Regions from separate parts of the Mus musculus genome. Here all the other regions are linked to region 1. The links are chromatin loops, found by intact Hi-C in ENCODE. Cell type or tissue: heart. All regions are shown on one strand.

Region 1 (8,000 bases):
ATCCTCCGTCTCTCAGCCTCTCAGAGTGCCGGGATCGTGGGCACGTACCACTCTGCCCAACCTCAGCTGACATTTTTATTAGCATTTTAAATGGTATGAGTGGCATCCATAGTCCATAAAGCTTTCCTTGCCGGGATACAGTCTGCAGAGCCTCTGACCTAAGAACTTGAAATAAGCTTTTTGCGAGGCTTCCTAGGAAACCTCTCTTCCGCCATCCGGGCCCTGCCCCTAGGCGAAATCTGGGAGGCCAGAACTTCTCTGAGCTTGAAGTGTGAGGGCATTTACCTCATGTCTGGTCAGGTGATAAGATGGCTCTCCCTGAGGAGGGATGGCGCCTATGCTGATGTCTGCAGCATCGGCAGGGGAAAAGGCCCTCCCATCAGCCAGCCTGTCTACCAGGCTTCTGAGGACACCCAACCCAATGCCACCCGATATTGCAGGTGCTAAAAGGAAACATACAGGACAAGAGAAGGGCAGAAAACAATTAGATTAAGGGAAGATATTAGCTGAGGAAGGTTTTTAGTTTGACACATTAGGGCTCCACGCTTAACTCTCCTCTCCTAGTCTCCTTCCACTTTCTGTCTCCTTCTCTCCCCTGCTCCCTCCCCCACCCTTGCATCACCTTTTCTCCCCCCCCCACCCCCATTCTATTCTTCCTTCCTCTATCTAAAGCAGTTCTAATGGAAAAGGGTCTGTGGAAAAATCCACTCATGTATTCATTCAAAAACTAACTGTAACTAACACCGTAGAGAAACAAAATTGTTACAAACAAGAAAACCTGTACCTTCAAGGGAGTTTACAATCCAAAGTTTCTTGCCAAAGAAAGTTAACCTTTATGTAGAACATGTGTTGTTTTTCCCAGGTGCTAGCTGGGGCCTCCTGGCCTCCTGAGTTCTGGCTTTCCTCTTGGAGGCCAAGAAGGGCACCCAGGGTCCTGTCCTGGGTGTCACCAGCTCTAGCTTGGCTTTCCTGCTTTCTGGGGATCTTTTATCTCTTTTGTTCAAGATTTCCAGACTCTCCCACACTCTCTATCCCCAGTCCCCTTCATGTCTCATATGAAGCAGCCACGAAAACAAGGCTGATAATGTCTTGTAAACGCTTGAGCTGAAAGCTTTTGCATCACAGGAGAGCGCAGTGATAAGGCTGAGATGGCACAGTGCACATTTATGTTCTGGGTCCGTTTGAATTCACCGCTGCAGAGCCTTCTCGCTGGCAGCGTGTGAGCCTCTGCCAATCTTCTATCCTTTCCCACGCTGACAGCTCACGCCCGGTCCTGAATGGCCTTCCACTTTCTTCCAGGCTCCAACTTTTTGCTAGTCTTGCTTGCTAGTATATTCCTTACCATAAATCCTCCAAAGTCAAGTTCAAATGCATTTCCTTTTCACCTTAATCTAGCCTGGTGCTCAGCAAAGACGCCTTTCAGAGCTCAAGACCCAGTTTCTATTCCCCATGGAAGATGGTTGTGGTTTTAATAGTGGAGAGTAGGCAGACCTGGGGAAGCCAGACCCAGAAACTGCTTTTTGTGAAGTGGGGGTTTAGGGAGGATAAACTGCAGGGTAGAAGATAAGGCAGCTTGTTTGGTTTTGTGACCTTTGGGCTGCAGGGTGACAGAGAAGCCAGATTAACTATTTCTGTGACCTCCTGAGTCTCCAGAAGAGGGCTGGTTGCTTTATGGAATTCCAAGGGTCGCAGGGTCCTAAAAAATTATGGGCCATTTTTATGGCCCTGGTTTGGGAATGAGGGGTTTCTTTTGCATATAAGTAGTACTTAAGCAATATATATTACATAAGAATTATAGTGTGTATATTCTTACATAATATATAAGCATCATATATGTTATATAGGCATATGTAAGCAACCCAAAATATCTATGCAACCCAGAGCTAGTTGGACAGCTGAATGAGGGAAGCTCTGCCTCTACGAGTTCTCTTAGGAAGCCTGCAAGTTGATCAAGTGCTGTCCTGGTTTGTCCCCGTTGTGCATCCTATAAAAAACAAAAACAAAAAACAAACAAACAAAAAAAAAAAACAGTAAGTTGAATAGATCGATGCGGTTCTTGGCATTCTTGAAGCCAGTGGCAGAGTAGGTCCTTTCATACAAAGCTCGGAGTTATTTACAGAGAGAATGGTAGTATTTAAGGAATTGGTCTTTAAAAGAGGAGCATCTGGCCCCTTCTTAGCCAGTTACTGCGGCATAGTAATCACGCATCCTCACTTAGCATTGAGTGGTTTGCAGAGCTTAACCTGGTGACTTAATACACTCACATCACAAGTGGATATTGTGAAATATTGATATTTCATTTCAGAAAACAACAATGTAGGTGGTCCAGCTTCACTGTAGAGCCCTCTGATATCCCAGCTGATGTGGCTGGCTAATTCATTCCTCCTGTCCTCTGTATTGATCTCTGCTGTTTGCCCTGTGCTCTGGGAAGGACAGCCCTGAGGAATGATGTTCACTGCGCTTCCCTAAACCCTTGCAGCTGACTGAGTCTGCAGTCCCTGAGCCAGGCTTTTCCAGACCAGTGCCTCCCCTTCACTGTGTGAGGGCCTGGAGTCTGACCATGCTGGCTTTACACGTCCCACTCAATACCTTATGCTCAGGACCCAGTCCTTGTTCGGATTCCCTCACAAGCCCTTGGGTTGAGGTTTGGTGGCTTCTCTGGCCGACCAGACCATCTGAGGCTATTTGTAGAGCACCGTTGACTTCTGAGGAAAAGGGCTATAAAATACCATCTGATCTCAGCTGTCCAGGGAGGGTCTATGTTTTCCCTCATGGCTCTGGCACTTCTCTGGATAATTTCCTCAGCTATTAACCATGTCCTTAAGGCATCATAAAACATGTAGCATTTTATTTAAAGTTTATAATAGCAGAGCCTGTACAGCTGTTACCCCCTTTGAATTTAAACAACCCTTAAACTGCAATGCTAAAAACTACAGTCAACTTAAACCCTCAGTGTGTCTGTGTACCCGTAGCATCTTAGAAAGTGGAAATGCATTGTATGAAAAAGATAAGTGGCAAACCGATATCCCTCCCCTTCTAGTGGGAAAAAGGTAACAGTCAATGAATTAACTTGTAAATAAGATAGCACCATGTTCCCGGTGTTGGCTTTGGATCTTTGAGCATTCCCTTGTTTGGACTTGGAGGAATTCTCTGAGATTTCAGTCTGGGCTTGGAGGAAAAAAATCTCTCTGGGGTTTCAGCCTGGCTAAAAGAAGCTAGAACAAAGCAGGCCAGCTACAGAAAATGAAGCCAAGAGGTCCCATTGGGGGCCTAATGTGTGTTCTTTAAAGAAGAAAGAATTTGCTCCTGGGGTCAGGAGATTGTCAGGAAGCCCTTGAAGTTGCTAATGCTGATCAGACCTGCTGGGGGCCAGACAGATGAGCCAGTCCAGAGGCAAGGGCTCTGGCATTGCCGATCTCCCAGTCTCCTTTTCTCCCAGAGGTCACTGTCAAACCAGAAGCTCCTGACAGGGTTTGCAGTATACAGGGTTATATCAACACCTCTAACTCAGTGGGGAAAGGGAGGGGTGCATTCGCCAGGCTTTGCAAAGGTCTGAGTGTATTTTCAGTCCTTTTTAGTAAAATCCCTTCCTGGGGTATTCTAGGAAAGAAGGGAGCTAACTTTGTGAGGGTTTGCAAGCCTCATGGGGAGCAGGGTCCCCTACCTACTTTGGGGGACAGAGTGGAAGAGAAAATGGGATGACAGACCCACCCTTGTGGTGGTGTTTTGTTTCGGTGGTGTTAATGTTCTTCTTTGGTTTGCTTTTTGAGACAAGGTCTTACTATGAATTCATGCTGGCATCGAACACATCGTGGTGCCCAGGCTGGCATCAAACTCTGATCCTCCCTCCTCAGGCGCCCAAGTGCTGGGATTATAGACACATACTACCACACTTGGGTCTTGGGGTCGCACTTTTGAAGTACCTGGCTTATACTGACCTGATATGAATAGGGTTTTTTTGTTTTGTTTTGTTTTAATTTTGAAATGTAAGCTAGCAAAATGGTGCAGTCATTTAGTGCAAGGATTGCAACCGGAGTTCAAGCTCTGTAGTCCACGTAAAGGTGGGAGAAGAAAACCAACTCCTGAAAGCTGTCCTCTGATCGCTACAGGCACATCGAGGGACAGCTATGCGCATGCGCAACCGCTACAGCATACTTGCAGACCTCCCCTTTCTAAGTGGGATATGAACTTTCGCAGAGGCAAGGCCAGGCAAGGTCAGACAATTCTGATCACTCCTGGATCTTCCAGGAGAGGGAAGAATTCCTCAACCATTCAACTGTGACAAAACATTAGATTTATGAATCAAACCGCTAGCAATTTGAATTATGTTATGGCAAAGTACACATATACATATACACATACCTAAGTCTCTGTAGGACAAGAAGAGTGAGGCTGTCAGTGTTTAAAGATATCTTGGCCTCTGCAGGTTCCTGATCCCAGTGACCTATCCAGGTCAGTTAAAGGGGGAGTAGGGTGGGCATAGACTTGTTGGCCTAAGATAGCCTCCCGAAACTCTTAAAATCTTTACTAACTAAATGTAACATGTGTTCCTGGTAGATTAGGAACATTTTAGACCAAGTTCCCAGTGCAGCATTTTTCTCTTAAGTATTTTTTATTATTACATATTACATTGAACTATATCTACACGTCTCTTAACATGCTACATAGATAATTCACTGTACTTTGAAAACTCTGTAAGGCTCCCCCAATACATTTGAGACTAAAAAGGAGGCGTGTTTCTGATCTTTTACATGTATAGTGTTGATTTTAAAATAGAAAACAGTTTGTAAGAAAAGAAATTTCTTTCCAGGTTATAATGAACGCCTAACATTGTCAATTAACAGTGCTTGTACTGCCTCCTGGTGGCCAGAAGGGAACACTGCATTTTAAAAGCTGAGACAGCACAAACTAGGGAGAGCCGCCTATTTATGGATATTACTGGTATTAATAGAGTATCACAAAGATTATTCTGTCCGGTGTGAGGAATCCCCACAGTAAAGTATCCAGGATCTTAAGATAAATAAGCACAATGGACTTGTGGATTTAGATTTTCTGCAATCTGAGAGTTTAAGTGATGGGTGTTCTTTCTACAAGGTCATTGGTATGCTAGCATGGCTCCTGACTTAAAAGCTGATTATAAGGACTTGGAAAAAAAGCCATCCATTTTTAAAACCTGAAAAAAGGTTGAAATGTCAACAAAAATTACCTTACATGAAAAAAATTACCTTACCTGCTTCTTTAGAAGTTAGATCAGTATGTGTGTGTGTGTGTGTGTGTGTGTGTGTGTGTGAGAGAGAGAGAGAGAGAGAGAGAGAGAGAGAGAGAGAGAGAGAGATGGGAAGTGTAAATATCTGATATGTGACCCAAGAGGTTTAGAACCACCACTGCCCTAGGCGTTTTTGTTTAATAATGATAGTAAATATTAATAGCCTTCGGAGCAGTTCACGTGTAGTTTGCACACATCCATCTAGCAAAGGCTTCGCTTGAAATGCATCTTGCTCCAGGATTGTTGATGGCTTTCTTCTTCTTACCAGTTACCTAGTGCGTGCTTTTCAGTGCATAGAAACATTGGGAGTAAACCACGTCTCCTTCACGGTGACCTTGAAATTTCGTGCCAGCATTGTGTTCCTGTGATGCTAAGGATCAGACTCGAGGCCTTGTATATGTGACATAAATGCTCTGCCACTGAGCTATACCCCAATACAGGAAAAGAAGCTCCCAGAGTGTTCCCCTACAGAACAGTCAGGAGCCCAAAAGCTTGACTGCTTCTGACCAGGGTCTGTGATACATTTACTAGTGACCAATAGCCTCACAGTCCTCAATACTTACTTGAACATGAGAATAAATTGTATTCCTTTTCATCTGGGCCCTCTGTGCCACGACGGGCTGCCGGGCTATTCCGATGCCCTGTCTTAACTTCTGTGAAGAGAAGAGCTCAGCAGACGCCTTCGCCTGCTCTTCCACTAATTGCATGGCCTCCTTTCTCAACAAGGAGAAAGAGGAAACCCGAGAGGAAGCTGATTACAGGCATCAGAAGTCCTTGACTGAGGCCAGTTACAAGAAGTCCCACAGAGCTTCATCAGAGGGCAAGTCCCTGGTGACCCTCCTCCGAGAGCAACCATGTGGATTCCTGGCCGGAGCTTCCAAGAGTTGTGACCACTTGGGAGAATTTATTGTGTTCTCTGAGTTCATAATTACAGAGCACCATGTCATGAATTCTTGTGAGGTCCCCTGAGGATTCCTTAATGGCATAATGAAGTCAAGCCAGTTATATCCCACGTCCTAGACCTTGCAGTCACATAACAGGAGGGATTGCTCCAAACTGCAAAACCAGCTGCTGTCATTGCTGTCGGCCATTTTGCCCCTATACTTCTTGGAGCCGTGTTCAGAGCTTCTTGGTCCTGGTGTAAGTAAAGTGCCTTGACTTGGCACAATAGAGTTCTCTGGTTTAGGACCTAACAAATTGGAAACCCAGTTTGCATCCAAACAAACTGTGAGTTGCTCTTACGTGTGACCACTTGAGGGCAGCACCGTCTTAGGAGCTCACAATCCAGCCAAAGTAGGAGCTACCCAGGGAGGTTTATATACTGCTGGAATTCTGGGACTAAACTGTAAGCGATTAGAAGACACTTCTGACATATCAGCTCTAATTCAGATGCGGAGATTTTTATTTATTTAACTGTAGTCTATAGATTTTTATATAAGATAAAATTGAGGCAGGCATGAGAGGTAAGCCAATTGTATGCCAAGAGATTTATTTATTCTGTGAATTAAAGTGTTAGTTTTAAAAACAGGTCCAGTATACAAGAAATAAAAGCACTAAATTAAAATATACCCCACAATTAAGCCTGAGACACCAGGAGTGTGTTCCCAAGTCCTTACACACATCTTGGGACACTGGATTCTTCACAGATGATAGATTCCCACTATGGCCTCATCAGGTAGGAAAGAAGGCCCGCTTGCTTTTTTCTCCTCATATTTTGAGGTAACTTTAGTATAAGCCTGAAGCAAGTAGGAAGGCAGGAGGAAGAGAGAGATGAAGCACGCTACTCTGTGTTTGAAAACCCACCAGCAGAGGTCTCCACCACAGGCAGGGCCCTGCCCACTTCCAGATGCGTTGGAGAGCTGGCCTTTTATAGCTTTCACGGGACACCAGGGAGGAGATGGAACTGAGCAGCTGCCAGTGCCCGGTGTGTCTAAGTTCTCTTTCCAAATGTCACTGCTTGTTTGGAAGGCATTATACACTCACCCCTCAGCTTATTTCTCTTCGTGGATCTTGCAGAACACAAACTGTCCTTAAAGACTTACCTTTAGCCAAAGTCCTTTAGGACCTGGGGTGTGACCCAGGCAGATCAGAGAGCAGGCAGATGCTAACCCCAAGTAACTTTTCAGTTGAGCCCAGACCTCAGTGTGTCCAGGAAAATCTCTTTTCTATTCCAAATTGATCATCTATAGAATTTCTCCCTCTGTTTTCTTGCAAACAAACTCATTCCCTTGAACATAGACCAATAGCACCTTTACTCTGCTCGTAGCAACGATGACTGGGAGTGAACTCTTTGGATTCCTCTTTATCTGAAACTCTACCCATCCCTTTGAGTCCCATCAAGGACCTTCCAGCAGACATCTCCCAAGCTGTCCTCCCTTGGGAAAGTTCTCTGCTCTTGTAGAAGAAGGACCACATTCCTCTTTCCTACCAACCGAGTGCTCCCAATTCCCACCAGGTCTCCAGGAAACAGTCTCCCTCCCTCCCCTTCCTCCATCCTGCCCTCGGTGGATCCTATCCCCGCTACTTGAGCAGCAACCTCTTCTGTGAGCCTTCCTCCTCAGGAGCCCAGAGCTCCTTCCCCAAATCACAGCCCTAAAGCCATGACATACGCGTTGATCTGAAACCTCCCACACCAATAAGATTTTAAAACGGATTTAAATATCTTTGTCACTTTAGGATGTTCAATCTGATTTGCTTGTTAGCCTGTGGGAGCTATAACAAGCATTTACAATGT
Region 2 (8,000 bases), 180 kb after region 1:
GGATCTTAACAGAAAGTCATAAAAAGGAAAGAATGGGTTCCTTCCCCTCCTTCGGGAAGGAACAGATCCCTACACAGTGAGAGTCTGGACCAGGGGCATTCTGCCAAGAAACAGCACATAGCTTCGTGTAGCATCACACTATCAGGTGACACAGTATTGGTAACCAATAATACTACAACGTAGTTGCTTTTATCTGAAGCATTATCAAGTGGCATGGATTATTATTCACCCTAGTTTTTACAAATAAGAAAATTAGAATGTGTCAAGGTAAAATAACTCAAGAGTATGAAATTGGCTAAGCTATCAGCAAAACTTAAGGAGGCCACAGTTTAAGTCACTTGGTATCTTACCAGCAAATGTTCTTGGAATAGCAGAATCTTAGGAGGAACGGGATGGAGAGCCAATAAGGTTTAAGCCAAAGAAGGCTATGTAAGATGCCAGGGATGTTGAACTTGACCTTCTTGTGTTTATCAAAACGTCTCAGAGGCTGGGGCATACAGCGAATATTCAACCCTTAACTTCTTTGAAAGGGAAAGATAACCCTCAGGGACCATATTCTTTTGGACTGGTGACACCAAATACCAAAGGACATTGCTGCAGTAGCTTCCAGCACACTCCTATTCTGCTTTGCAATCAGAGAAAAAGGCCCTTTTCTGTAAACTCTGAAAACTGCTGAAAAGGGGTCAGAATCACCCCCACACTAATTGCCTAACAGATAGGTAAAAAAAAAAAAAAAAAAAAAAATTCCATCTGGGATTATACGCATGCTGTGATGAGTGGGAAGGGTCTGTTACTAAGGGCAGGGGATTTTATTTGGAGTTGAATGATTCTTTGTTGTGTGGGAGGCTATCTTGTCCTATGTAGTTTAGTAGCATCTTCACCTCCAAATATCACAACCAAAATTTTCAATTAACCACTGCCACGTGTCCCACAGGAGAGAAATATACAGAAAATAAAGTCAAATGTCCTAGTTGAGATGTACACAGGAATAAAGAATGTAAAATCCAGGCTGGTAGGAGATACCAAGATATTGTTAGATAAGTAAAGAGATCATTCTTTACTTGTAGATCATTTTTTGTTTGTAGGCATTGGCAAGAATTTTGGATTTTAGTTCATATAAATGATAAACCATTGAACAATTTTAAGTTGGGAACTAACATGAATATACTCTGAAGGATTTAATATCCTGAGAATAAATGAGACCTTATAATTTACAGTAAGGCATATTATCGTTTAAACTTGGTTGAGGAAGGGCAGCAAGAGAGTTCCATAGGTAAAGGCACTTGCTGCCAAGCCCGACGGCCCAAGTTCCATCCCTGGGACACACATGGAAGGAGAAAACCGACTTCTAGACTTCTACAAGTTCCCCTCTCACCTCCACGCGCGTGGTATACAGCACGTGTGCACACTACACAGATAAACAAATGGAAGTAATCGTTTAAATCCCTGTAAAGTGAGAGGAAACACTGACGAACTAGGAGGAACGTCATGGAAAGGATTATGTCACAGAAACCGAGATATACATGGAGGAACTGGTTTTGACTAGAGTGTTCTAAGGCTCATCCCTGAGTCATGGTCTGAAAAATCTCTTCTTACTTAGCTTTAGTTTCCTCTCTAACTCTTGGTCACACTCCAAACTAATCATGCCATTCAAGAACCTACAAGGGCCCCCATTACACCAAGCCCACGCTAGCCTTATTTTACTTTGAACAGGCACATGTCTTCCTTCACACATCCCCAGTAGCTCTAATTTTTGCCTAAACAGTTTTATCAATTCTAACAAACAAAATCAACTACAACTTTTCATCCCATTCACTAAACATGTATTTGTTAAACACTGGTGCCAGATACTTAATGGTTGGGAGCCTTTTGCTGCTTCTCTGAAGCAGAGAAAAATCTGCCTTTTAGGCAGGGTCAAGGCAGGTCAGGTCTGTTGGCAGATTTCCTGGCCTGCTGAGGCATGGAAAGATAAGAGGAGATACACTTGAAGTTCAAGGCGAGAGGCTGAAGATTCTATTGACCTAGGTGGGAGGAATAGGGAGGGTTTTGGATGGGAACAGCAAATTGTTTGTTAGCTTGTGGCTTTGCTTCCCAAGGTACTGGTATAAAAAGGCTATGAGACATACACTCCCTGCTGGTGTGATAATAACCAGCAGCCCTCCCATATCTGTCTCTTGCATCTTTTCCCGATCTTTCCTATAATCCGCCTCACTCCCCAAAGGACTGTTTTGATTTCATAGCAGCCAGACTCAACTATGCCCTAGAACTTCAGTGAAAAAAAAAAAGATAGTTCTTGCTCTCTAGGGCTTAGTTAATATGCAATTGCTTGTCAGACCTCCTCATGAATGTTTTTATAGGTAAAAGACTTCGCCTAACATCTAATTTTGCCTCAATCTCTTAGCTGCTTTTTCTCCTTGTTGCATTTCACAGTACCCCACCCCATCAGCCATGACTTACCACACCTAGCTATAATGACTTCCAGGAACTACTGGATCCCCGCTCCTCTGGACAGAAAGTTGCTACTCCTACCAGTCCTCAGAGGCAGGAATTTAGCCACAGGGTAGTACATTCCTCAGTCTGAGTTATCAGAAAGAGGTATGCTGGTACTAGGAAGTGCTGGGCTTCACCTAGATGATCTAGTGTATTCTCTGACACACCAAAGCTACTCCCTTGTAGGAACCCTTAACCAATGTGGTGAAGATGGTTCCTTCATAATTTAGGTCTGCTCACCCAGGGACTGTTTGAATCTAACCCCCAACATTCACCTCACATCGAGGAACAGTAATTCTGAGTTAATACAACCACACTGTGACCTTCCTAACTACCATTTTTTTTTTTTCCTGGGGGAACAAGGCGTTCAGATCTTGTTACGTCAAGAGTAGGACATTAACATAACTAAACCTGGACTGCTTGTTCCTTGGTCTATTTTTAAGACATATTTAAGGCACTCATGTAAAATACATCCGAGAATACACAATATAGCTGAAGGGGAAAGAGGTGACAGAAGATATATTAAACAACACCTCAAAACAGAGTGCACCCGAGAGGAAACAGTATGGTGCCAATTCTTTACATTTCTAAGAGCTGGTTTCTCCGGCTCCTTCCCGTCGAGGTTTTAATGTTAATGTTGAGGACGGCGTCTATGGCTTCATGTTACTTCTTTTATGTGGTACATAATAAATTCTCACTGATCCCGGGTCAAACACAATAACCTCACTGCATGTCACCCACCAACCTGCAGGGTCTCCCTCATGCGATTTCTTCAGGTAAACTGGAGTCCCCTTTGAGTTTATCTAAGTCAACTTTTATGACTCACGCCAGCTTTGGAAATGTCTTCCAAACCTACATCTACCTTTTTGAGTCATCTTAATCATCAGCCAGGTTTTTTTTTCCCCCCTTTGTTTTGTTTTTCCTTTTAATTATCATCCCAAATAAAAGTTTCCCAGACAAAGGCTAGTCTGGTTCGCAGCAGCAGCAGCTTGCAACTCAAAACCTGCTCCACATCGCGGAGAGGATGCTGCCAAAATTTCTGACAAATACTAACTGGGTCAGCGCGGTTATGAAGACGTTCGTTTTATTAGTGGTCACGAAAGCCCCACTTAGGGAAAATACATTCGCGCCAAAGGACACCATTCAACTGCAAACAGACCGTACCGACTCCCTAAGGGGACCGCCGGGGTGCCGACCCAGCAATGGCTGAAACCCACAGAACCCCGGCTCAGATCCCCGCGCATCCGCACTCAGGCTGCAAAGCCGCCAACCAAGGCGGACGACGGCGGGACGCCCGCGTCTGCCGTGGAAATCCGCCGCAGTCCCCAGCCCACCACGCAGCCGCTCGCCGATCCGCCACGTCCCGTCTCACAGCCCGCCCCGCGCGCCACCCCCGCGTCGGGGCAGAAGCCCGAGCCCTGCTCTCGCGGGATCTCGCGCCTCACACAAGCCCTCGGAAAGGGAGCATCACCCGCGGGAAAGCCGGGAACTCACGTGCGGGGGCGGGGCGGGGCGGGGCGAGACGAGGAGGCGGGCCCGGCGCAAGGGGGCGGGGCGTCCTGACGCGGGGGAAGGCGGGGTCCAGAGACCTGTTGATCGCAGGTGTCACTGCCCAGACCGGCCCCTGGGTCTTGGGCGTGCGCGCATGCTCTGCGCGGGTCTGGCGGCTGAAAGCGGCGGTGTGGCCGTCTGTCCCTGTGCGTGTCGCTTTGCCTGTCACGACGTTGTGGGTGTCGGCGCGAGGCGGAGCCGGGCCAGTGGGACTGGAAGGGCTACGGCGCCGGGAGGTAGAGCTTGGGGTGAGTCGCGGGAGCCCCCGCTGGGCAGAGGGCGGAGGACTCTCGGTCCCCACGGCCTGGCCCCGCTCGGGCGCGCTAACCCGGGTGGCCGCAGGCTGAGGGCGGGATTGGGCCGGGTCGGGATGCGCTGGCCAGGCTCCTGCGGTTCCCGGTGCAGCCCCACAGCTGCCGGAGCACTGAGCCTTCACCAGGGCTCCAGCGTGATTGGCGTTCCTCCTTGGCGGAGCAGACTGGATTGGATGTGATAGAATCTTGGCTTGGTTGGTTTCTCAGTAGCTGGACAGACGGACGGAGTTAATGTTTAGCTTCTAAACGGCGGTTTACGGTACAATTACCAAACTACTCGCCGGCGGCGCGGGGGAACAGGAAGTGCCTGCGCAGGTGTAACCGGGAGGATGTGAAGCCCTGCAATCTGAGCCTGTTTTGAGGTTTTGTTATTCTCCTGGGGTTTGTTTTCTCCGTGCAGATCCCGATAAATGCTTGCAAAAACGTACTGCACGTCCTTATCTGCTTGCGGTCTTCCATAGCTGGAAACATATTCTTTCCTCCAAATATATTTTCAAGGCTACTTTTGAGGTACATGGGCAGTAAACCTAAGTTCTCTGTGGTGAGCCCTGGAGCTTGTTTAAGACCAGGCACGCTGATTTTCACCTTTAAAAGGTGGAGCCAGTGCTGACACGAAGTTATGATAGAATGGATTGGTGACATTGATAACTTGTCAGTTTTATTTTCTGTTGTTTTCAATTCTGTGTCGATGATGGTCGAGGCAGAGATCCCTCATCCTATTCTGTTAAAGAAAAAAGGAAAAAAAAAATAGTGAAGAAAGGGTCTTCAAAAGTAATGTGTGATTTATCTGCTATTGTCAGAAGAATTCCTAATAGATTTTCTGCGGGCAAGAGTTGTATGGAAAATAAGGTTTTTGACTTATCTTTTAGAGACTTTTAAAGTGAGCTCCTTTGGACAACTTGCTATAAACTTACAGAAGTGATTTGTTTAGTTTGTAAATCGAATCAATGTATTAAGTATTTTTCCCAAAGGATAAAAAACAAGAGACCCTCCAAACAAGCCTTTTCCTTAGGATTTTTTTTTTTATTTATAAAGTTGTCTATCGAACTCATGATACGTGGCACTAACAGTTTATTACTTTAAAGGCGTCACTTTTTTTTTTTAAATAAAAGTGCCATTTTAGTGGTAGGACACATTTTCTACTTATTCTTGCCCTTTAGTAAGAAAGCACCCCCCCCCACACACACACACAATGCCCTTACAGTTTCACTATGTGCTCTGATTCAAAATATTTCTTATATTGTTTAATTTCAGAAGTTTATTTTCACTATGTAGTGTCGAAAAATGCAGTTTTGGTGTACAGTGGCTTAGAAGTTTGTTTTAACAGAATAAAGTTTAAAAATGACAAGAAATCTGATCTATTTTAAGGGGTGATGTGCACTTTTAGATGCTAACTTCATTAGACACCAGCTCCATTATGTTGGAAGTCTGTAGTTGTAGAAGGAATGAATCAAGGACTTTGCTTGACTCTACAACTTTCTGAAAACTCGTCTTCTCTCCGTACAGTGGTCGTTGAAGTTAGCTGGCAAAGGTGAGTTACTGAGATACTAAGCAGTCTTGTTATTTCACAGCTTTAACTATAAGGTGTGACCTAATTACAGACCCTAACGACAATCTACAGAAAGCTTGGTAGCTTATATATTGCACATGCCAACATTTTGAACATAGTGCGCTATGGTATGAGGCTCTTCCTGAGATTTTGTGCTAAGGATGGACGTGTGTTGATTTGTGTCCTCCTGGAGAAGCAGGGTAGACATTAGTGACGATACACATGTAGTATTGGTATGGTAGATTATTAACTTTGTGTTGCAACGATTATTCAAATGCTCATTTACAATGTATGTGTATAATAGAAACAAGAAATAGGTGTAACTACTCGACCATTCATAAATCTTTACAAGTTCTTGGGTTTTTTTGTTTGTTTGTTTGTTTTTTTGGTTTTTTGAGACAGGGTTTCTCTGTGTAGCCCTGGCTGTCCTGGAACTCACTCTGTAGACCAGGCTGGCCTTGAACTCAGAAATCCACCTGCCTCTGCCTCCCAAGTGCTGGGATTAAAGGCATGCGCCACCACGCCAGGCTCAGTTCTTGGAATTTTATTAAATAACTTTATATACCACTCTAATCTTGGCAAGTAATTGAGTTCTTTCTCTTTTTTTAATAAGAATCACACACACTCACACACACGTATTTGTATGCCAATTTCTTAGTGGTCCATGACAAGAAATGTAGTGTTTGCCTATAATTTTGTTATTTATGTACTTGGTTGTCTTCCTGTGTAGCCTAGGTTAACCTCCAGTTTGTAATCCTCCTCCTTCAGTCTCCCAAGCCCTGAGATTATAGGTGTACTATATAAGGCTTAGAATCACATCTTAATTTAATTGCTTTTCTGTGTGGCTGATTTTTTTTTTTTGTAACATTTTTCTTTTTAAAAAATGCTATCAGAGGAGCCTGTATTGGGCCACAGGAAGAGTCCACAGGGCTCAAATTGCCTCATGTATTCATATTTGTATTCTGGAAAGTAAAATTTTATGTAAACCTTCACTGTCCTACCTTTCAAAGCTTTACGTGTGCCAGTGTGTGTGTGTGTGTGTGTGTGTGTGTGTGTGTGTGTTTTGGTGCTGGTCATTGAATTTGGTCATGGGCCTTGCCCATAGTATAGTAGGCCAGTGCTGTGACCACAGAGCTATGAGAACCTCAGCCCTAACTTTAATTACACTAGTAAATAAATATCTGAGATAGCATGACATCTTTGTGATAGTATGAAGTTTATCATATTGAGCAGTAAAAAAAGAATTAAAGGTGGGGAAAGTTTTAAGGAACATTATTGTATTTTGTTGTTTTTTTCTTGTTGGATGGGTATTTCGCCTATATGTCTGTACCATCTGTGTGCCTGCTACCCATAGAGGCCAGAGGCAGATCACCTGAGACTGGAGTTACAGACAATTCTGCACTGCCCTGCGGGTGCTAGGAATCAAATGTGGATCCTCTGGGAAAGTAACAACCATTCTTAACTTCTCAGCCATCTCTAGTCCCAAGAATACTGTTTCTAACTTAGCATTTGTGTTCTTTGGGTTAGCAGGTTTTTCTTAGTAAACCTTTTAAAACATATTCTGTGTACTAGATACTAGAGATTCAAATATTAGTAAAGTGTTAGATAATCATGTCAGAAATTTTTCTTTTTTGGATGGGTCACGTTTTGAGACAAAATTTTTCTATAATTCGGTATGCTCTGGAATTTGCTCTGTAGCCTAAGCTGGCTTCAAACCCAATGCTTTAGCCTCCTTAGTATATTTTAGCCTTCTTAGTGCTGAGTTAGTAGGAATGAGCAGCCACTTCCATCTGTGAATTCTTCCTCCTCTAAGCTTCACTTCTGGCTATTCTGAACCATGACCAGCACCCCTACATTGAGTGTCCAAAGGTGAAAGGGTGGTGGACGGTTTCCTTCTCTTACTCTCCCTTCTGTAAGATTCTGCTTCTCCTCCCTTTCTCCTATCAATCTCCATCCACACCACACTGATGGAGTCGCTTCTGACTTGACAGAGGGTGGTGGCTTTCTTCATCCTGAACTACATCCGGAGAGCTGCACTGTGTTGCTGTAGACCACAGACATTATAACTAAGGGAATGTGAAGATAGGTAAGCCATC
Region 3 (8,000 bases), 61 kb after region 1:
GACCGTAGAGGACCAAGAGAAAACGGAGATCCGTGAGAAAGAACAAAAGAAAACCCTCAAATTTAGTGACAATAATACCGAGTGACAAAAATTCCCGCAAAATTAGGAATTAAGAAGCTGTGATTTGGGGACAGGGCATTGCTCAACAGTACAGTGCTTGCCCAGAAAATATGAGGTTCCAGGATCCATCCCTGATGCTGGGGAGGAAAAAGGGACTGGTTTGATTTGGTATGATCAAAAGATAATCACCTCTTAAGTAAATTCCATGTGGGATTACCCGAGATGATGCAAATACTCTCTCAGCACACAGAGGTGCACACACACACACACACACACACACACACACGCACACAAACCCTTTTATTTTTGAGATAGAGTCTCACTGTGTGTTCCTGCCCTGACAACACCCACTGACCCATTCATTCACTGCACCTCACTGTCCCCAGGCCTGCTGCAACTCCCTCTGGGGACAAAGGGTCAATGACCCGACCTGTTTTGCAGTACTTGATCTTGCCTAAGAGGTATGGTTGCTTTCCAAAGCCAGACTGAAATCTAGGTCTCCACAGAGCAAGCGCCCAGGGCCTGGGAAGGCATAGACACAAGCCTCAGAAGCCATGCAGGGAGGGACGTCAACATGACCACCTCCGCCCAGGGAATTTTTGTGGATTTTCTGGTACTTCTAGAATGTCTATGAGTCAGAAGCAGAAGTCGGAGCTCAGAAGACTCGACCTTTAAAAAAGAATCACAAATCAAAACAAGCTTGGATTTGGAATTTTGTTTCGGATATAATGAAACAGAAATGGCTTAGATTTTCATGTGTGACGTCTAGTCATAGCTAAAGACAAAACACAACTGGGCCCCAAACAGCCAAACCCCAAAAGCCACAACTGGGTCTTGAATTGGTTTACCCTTGGTCATTTTTCCCCAGTGTGTTTCAAATGTATAAATGCCGTCAACAACTGCTCACTCCAGAATAAGATCCACTATTGAGTAACCTGGATACCCCAGGTGTCAGTCTAAGGCATGAATCTGCCATTTTGAGTTTTCTTTTCTTTTTTTTTTTCCCACACTTAGCACCCAAGGATGAATACCTGACCTGCTTGTCAATGTTTGGATATGGCTAACTAATTCTTCACGGCAGCCTAGTATGAGCTCCATCGACGCTGGAATCTGAATTAGGAAAGTCTTGCTGAAAGCCAGCATAATGGTGCAATGGTGAAGGCAGTAAGATTAGGAGTTAAAGGTCTCCCTCAGCTATAGACGAATTTGGAGGCTAGCCTGGGCTTCATGAGTGCCCCCCCCCCCCCCCCCCCCCCCGCATCTCAAACCAAAGCAAGTCAGGAACTAAGTATGAGATACAGGATAAGCCACCATGCCCGTATGTCTTTCTTGTGTTTTATTACATCGTTTTCCAACTTTCATTTCCATGGGAGTAAAGATTGGCATGGCCTTACCTTGGATACTTATTTATTAGATCTGGGTGGGAGCCAGGAATTTGTCATCTGATACTTGTTTGTTTGTGCACCTCATTTTATAAAACGCATTTCTAACACCTGTCTAACAGTCCTTTAAGACTCTTAATAGTTTGTAGGCTCCCCTCATCAAAGACAACCAAACCACGCAGGGCTGTGGGCCTGCTCGGACTCTGTGAGGTGTTAAAGCAAACGTGATTACGCCTAGCGTCCACCAGGTGGCAGCAGACTCTTCTCCCTCGTAGAGCTTCCCAGACCGCCATTCCAAAGTTTGTGGCTCAGCAACTGACTTCCAGTATTGTCCTTGTTGTTTTATTAAAGATAGGAGAAGCCTCAAGATCTGATTTTGTCAGATCAGTCACTACACATCAAGGGTGAGATAAATATTTTTCAGAAGCAGAATTATAGTTTTATCACTTAAGACAGTCTTGAGCGCTTCAGCATCTTTGTAACTCTCAGAGAAGGGATTGTCAAAGAAAAGCTGCCCTTGGTTTGGGGACCTAGACCTGCTAACTCCAATCAAAAGTGGTTTTTAAAGTGACTAACTTAAAATTTGAAATCTCTCTGGAAGTGAGATTTCAAAACATTCTTATTGATCTAAATCAAAGAATTCTGAAGCATTTTGAATGTTAATTAGCCATACTTCCCTTCCTTCTTTTTATCAGGTTTCTTTGAAACAGAGTTCAGGCCAACCTAGACTATGAAGTAAGATTCCCTAATTCTTCTCTCATTCTCATCTCAGAGAGAGAGAGAGAGGGAGGGAGAGAGAGAGAGAGAGAGAGAGAGAGAGAGAGAGAGAGAGAGAGAGAGAGAGTGGCAGACTAATAATATTCCATACAATGATTTCTTTTTTTTTTTTTTCTAGTCTCGGCCTCCCTGAGTGCTGAGATTAAACATAGCCACCATGGCCGGATAAAATGATTCCCAAGCCACAAATCAAGCGAAGTTTGAGAGGAACATTTCGATTATTTGTTAAAAACTTCTTTCCCACTCCTTCTCTGGTGTTTTTGGTTTTTAATGGCTAGATTAGATGCATAAGTACTTCAGACATGCACATTATGGGGGTTTTCTGTTTTCTTCTCCTACTTCCTTCCTCCTCCCGCCCCGGCCCCATGCTTAGAAGGGCTTAGACATTGTGTTGCCTTTACAAGTTGCTGTCTTAGGCTACAATTACCTATCCTTTATCTACTTCAGAAAATTGATCATTCACTTGACAATTCTTACCTACTTTTTCACTTGACAATTCTTACCTACTTTATAGAATTCCTTTTTCTCTAAAATGAAATTTTTTTTGTTTTGTTTTGTTTTTTAAATACAGGGCTTTTCTCTGTGTAGTTCTGGCTGTCCTGGAATCACTCTGTAGATTAGATCCACCTCAAACTCAGAGATCCCCCTGCCTCTGCCTCCCGAATGCTAGGATCAAAGGGGTGCCCCACCACCATCAGGCTGCAAAATTTCTTAAATAAGAAAGTATCTTAGTTACTTGTCTATGGCTGTGCTAAAACTCCATGGTTAAGGCAACTAATTAAAAAAAAAAGCATTTAATCTGGGGTCTCATGGTTCCAGAGCATTAGAGACCATTACCATCATGGCCAGAGAATGGTGACAGGCAGTCACCACACTGGGGCAGTAGCTGAGAGCTTACCTCTGATCCATAGGTGCAAGGCAGAGAGTGAGAAGGCTAAGAACCTCGGAACCTTTGGAACATCAAAGACCACACCCAAGTGACACATCTCTGCCATAACCCTTCCTAAACAGTTTCGTCAACTGTGGAACAAGCACTCAAATGAGAGGCTATGGGAGCCATTCTTATTCAGACCACCACAGAAAGATGTCACTAAAAAAAAAAAAAAAAAAAAAAAAAAAAAAAAAAAAAAGAAAAGAAAAACCTCACCATTTAGACCAGAGAGACATGCAAAGTGAATTAATCACAGTCTTTGTCCATAAGTGCAATGGCCGATTTTATACTTCTCCTCCCTGTCCTATGGCCCCTACATCCTTTCTAACTTGACTTCCGTCCTATCCCCTGAGGAGAGGTGTTCTCCTTAGGGCTGAGTATCCAATAGTCACAGATTCTTAGCACTTTGACAAGTTACGAGCCTTGCATTTACCATTCAGTGTCTACTACAAAAAAGAACTTTCCCATAAATGTAAATATTTAGAAGATAGTTGGACATATGATCATTTAGCAAACCAGCAATAATAGGTTCCTCCATAGACCCTATGAAGTCCCTACCCTTGAATTATTGGCCAGGTTTACAACATCAGGCATGACTCCCTCCTGGAGAGGAGTACCCCAACCCAATCAGAAAGTAGTTGGTTACGTCCATAACAGTTATGCCAGGATTGAACCACTGGGCACGCTTTGACTGGCACTTGAGTATTGTAGTATACAGGGATCAGCACAGGGTAAGAATAGTGATGCCTTCCCCTGCAGCCTGCACAGCCTGCAGCAACTTCGGACATGATGAAAGTAGCTAGCAGAGAGGAAGTTTTTCTGATCGGTTCCAGATTTATTTCTTTATATTCTGAAACTTAAGCACGTGGTGTCCTCAGCCATCGGGTTCTACTATCTAGTTGAGTAACCAAGACCTCTAGCCATATCTGCAGCATCGTTTTGGAGGTCTCTGGGACTTCGTTGGCCAGTCATTCACAGGCTTGGCACTGAGATTCTTGAATAATAACTCCTGTCTCCTGGTGTGAGCATTATCTACCCACAGAGGGTATTTCTGCTTGAACTTCCTTCTAAAACAATTATACATTTTTTTATATTGGCATGCACAGTAGTAGATTGCGGTAAAGATTCTTCATGCATGTTTTGTTCTGGTTAATCCACCTCCACCCTCTCCCCTCCCAGTCCGCACACCCCTGTGCACGATTGAACCTCGGACACTAAGTCTTTCCTCTTCTCCTTTCCTATCAAGTATCAGCTGCTATCCCCCAGGTCCGTGCAGGTGTCTTTTCTTGCTCCTTTCACAGTCCCTTTCTGACTTTATGACCTTTGCAGCAACTCCAAGTTAAACACACGAATAAAAATGTCAAAGCTAGGCTCCACATATGAGAGAGGACATGTGGCATTTGCCTTTCGGAATCCGGATTAGATCGCTTAATATAATGTGTTCCAGTTTCATCGATTTTCCTGCAAATTTCATTATTTCATCTTTCTCCTTTATAGTTGAACAAAATTCCATGAGGTATGTGCACCACATTTTTGTTATCCATTTATTAGCTGATGGCCATTTAAGCTGATTTGCATTTCCTAGCTATTCTAAATGGAGCATCCATGAACGTGGATAAGCTAGCATCTCTGTAGCAGGAAACAAGGGTCCTTTGGGTCTATTTTCAGGTGCGTCATATGGTAGTTCTATTTTTAGCGTTTTGAGAAACCTCTGACCTGAATCCCATAGCAGGTTCACCTATTTACACTCCCACATGGACAGCTGTTCCCCTTTGGCCACGTCCTCACCAATGTTTTTGTCTGATTTCTTAAAGCTAGACTGGGTTAATAGTGTGTCTTATGGTTTCTACTGCTGGGATAATGCATGGTGATCGATAGCATCTTGGGGAGAAAAGAGTTTATGTCATCGTATAGTTCTCAGGTCAAACTCCATCACTGGAAGAACTCAGGGCAGGAATTCAAGGCATGAACCTGGAGGCAGGAGTTGATGAAGAGGCCATGAAGGAATGCTGCTTACTGGCTTGCTGTCCATGGCTTGTTCAGTGTGCTTTCTTCTGTATGGTAGGACCACCTGCCCAAGGATGGTACAAATCACAGTGGGCTTATTACATCAATTATTAATCAAGAAAAGACGCCCCTCCCCCTACTCGCCCCAAAGTCTTTCCTAGAGGCTGGTGGTAGGGAGGCATTTTCTCTGTTGAGGTTCCCTCCTCTAAGATGGTTTGTATAAAGTGGGGAAACACTAGTCAGCACAGCCGGGATCTCTAAGAAGTTTCTATTTGAATCTCCCTGAAAGCTAATGATGTTGAAGGCTTTTTAGAATCTTTATAGGCCATTTGTGTTTCTTTTCAAGAACTCTCTGTTAGGCTCCACAGCCTATTTTCTATTGAGTCTAGGTATTTGAGTTCTTTGACTATTGTAGATACTAATCCTCTATTAGATGTGCAGCTGGCAAGCAATAAATAAATAAATAAATTTCCTCCTATTCTGTAGGCTGCGTCTACAGTTGATGTACAGGTGTTTTCATGGGGTCCTGTTTGTCAGTTATTGGACTTACTTCTTAAAGGGCTAGAGTCTTATTCAGAAAGCCCTTACTTAAGCAGGCCTCCATCTGGAAGTGTCCTCCATACTTCCTACAGGCGGAAACTCTCAGGTCTTGTACAAATCTTTAATCCTTGGGAAGCCGAGGTTTCTGCACGGGAGAGGTGAGGACACTATTGCACTTAGATCCAGTTATCCAAGCACCATTCATCTTTTCTCAGCTTTGGGTGGGTACGTTTGCTATCTTTGCCAAAGGTCAGGTAGCTGTGGCTACCTGACCTTGTATTGGTGCCTCTGTTCTAGTCTGTGGATCTATGCATCTATTTTGTGCCACTACCAAACTGTTTGGGCTTTGTTTGGTTGTTTATTTATTATGCTGCCTCTGCAGCGTAGAAACCGGGTGTGGCAATATCTCTAGCAGTAGATTCACTTTGGCTCAGGGTTGCTTTGGCTACTTAGAGTCTTTTCTACACGAGTTTTAAGATTATTGAAATGCAGTTTTAAATGATTTAAAACGTGAAGTGATGTTGGATTTTATCAAAAGCCTTTCCCTGTATCAAGATGGCCTTATAATTTCTAGTCTTGAGTCCATTTATGTAATAAATAACATTTATTTATTTATATATATATATATTACTTTATAATTATATCTCTGGAATAAAGTCTACTTGACCATAGTATGTGATCTTTATGATGTGCTATTAAATTAAGCTTAAAACGTTTGTTTTTGGGTTTTTTGGTTTTTTTTTTTTTTTTTTTTTTTTTTTGGAGAACCTTTGCAATTATGTTCATATGGTCTTTGGGGTTTTTGGTCTTAATTTCCTTTTTTGTTGCATCTTTATCTTTGTCTGGTTTTTAGATCAGGATAGTACTGTCTTCATAAAATACTTAGGTAATGTTTCTTCACTTTGTATGGATTAATTTGAGAAGTATTGATTTTAGTTCTTCTTTGAAGGTCTGATAAAATCCATCTGGTCCTGGATTTGCTTGAGTTGAGAGATTTTTTTTTCTTTTTTTTAATTACTGCTTCAATCCCACTGCTTACTACAGATCTGTTTTAATTGTTGATCTCCTCTTGTTTTAATTTTGGTAGGTCATTTACATCTTAAAATTGACCTATTTCTTTTAGATTTTTCCAATTCGGTGGGAAGATATACCATTTTAGGTAAGACTTAATGCTTTTTGAATTTCACTGGTGTCTGCTGTAATGGCTCCTATTCCGTTTCTAATTTAATTTGGATCTTCTTCTCACTTCTGTAGTTACTTTGGTAAGGGTAGGTAAGTCTTTATCTTTTCAAAGATAAATATGTTTCATTAACTATATTATTTTGTTGTTATTTTCATTCCATACTCTTGTCTTAACTTATTACTTTCTTTCTAAAGACTTGTCCTTCTTTTTCCAGACCTTTAAGGTGTATAATTAAGTTATTTAAGATTTCTTTGACCAGGCATGGTGGCACACGCCTTTAATCCCAGCACTTGGGAGGCAGGGGCAGGAGGATTTCTGAGTTCGAGGCCAGCCTGGTCTACAGAGTGAGTTTCAGGACAGCCAGGGCTACACAGAGAAACCCTGTCTCGGAAAAACAAACAAACAAACAAACAAACAAACAAAAAGATTTCTTTGATGTTTTTAAATATAGACTCAATGCTTAGAATTTCCCTCTTAAGATGCTTTCATTGTATCTCATAATTTTGGCATGCTATGTTTTAATTTTCATTTGATTCTAAGATTTAAAATGTTTTTCTATATCAATTTATTTATTAACTTTACATGCTGATTACTACCCCCCTTTTCCTGGTCCCCCTCACATAGTCCCTCACACCCCATCCACCCTTCCCTTCTCCTCTGAGAAGGTGGAGCCTTCCCCCCCACCCCCCAACCCCCACCCCGCCACCCCACACCTGTATCACCCAACCCTGGCACATCAAGTCTCTGCAGGGTTAGGCGCATCCTCCCCCACTGAGGCCAGAGAAGGCCTCCCAGTTAGGGAACAGGATCCACAGACCGGCATCAGCTTTAAGAGCAGGCCCTGCTCCAGTTGTTGGGAGAGATTTTAAATTTTTTTCCTTCTTGATTTTTTAAGGATCCAGTCACTGCTCGGTAACTCATTGCTTAATCTCCATGAGTTTGTATGTGTTCTAGGCTTTGTCTCCATGTTGACTTGTAGCCTTAGTCCATTGTGATCAGATAGAATATAGGAAGTTATTTCAGCTTTCCGATATTTGTTTAACAATGGCTCTGTGTCCTGGTATATGATACGTTTTAGAGGACCTTCCATGGACTTCAAGAAAAGTGTGTATTCCTTGTT

Evidence for each region. Peaks named below come from ENCODE experiments on the same cell type or tissue, not always from the same donor. Only the 100,000 strongest peaks of a DNase experiment are listed, where the experiment ranks them.
Region 2: a loop joins it to region 1, with 3 times the contacts of the local background. A loop is called at or near these places in 4 of 42 quality-filtered maps.
Region 3: a loop joins it to region 1, with 4 times the contacts of the local background. A loop is called at or near these places in 12 of 42 quality-filtered maps.

What each region holds. Positions count from the first base shown.
Region 1 is chr3:123,157,861-123,165,860 of GRCm38, reverse strand. All of the region lies in intron 1 of Synpo2 (synaptopodin 2), which reads left to right. Among named protein-coding and RNA genes, the nearest start is that of Synpo2, 74 kb to the left of the region's middle. In heart, CTCF peaks have their summits at 4,861 (motif pointing left), 6,500 (motif pointing right) and 7,092 (motif pointing right); DNase peaks (open chromatin) are centred at 6,280, 6,470 and 7,120; H3K27ac peaks cover 6,410 bases.
Region 2 is chr3:122,980,571-122,988,570 of GRCm38, reverse strand. Usp53 (ubiquitin specific peptidase 53) reads left to right here and starts at 4,124. Exons shown (of 16, transcript NM_133857.3): 1 at 4,124-4,289. In heart, no CTCF peak of the experiment used is centred here; DNase peaks (open chromatin) are centred at 3,900 and 4,170; H3K4me3 peaks cover 2,879 bases; H3K27ac peaks cover 3,472 bases.
Region 3 is chr3:123,097,087-123,105,086 of GRCm38, reverse strand. All of the region lies in intron 4 of Synpo2 (synaptopodin 2), which reads left to right. Among named protein-coding and RNA genes, the nearest start is that of Myoz2, 66 kb to the right of the region's middle. In heart, a CTCF peak has its summit at 3,099; a DNase peak (open chromatin) is centred at 1,686.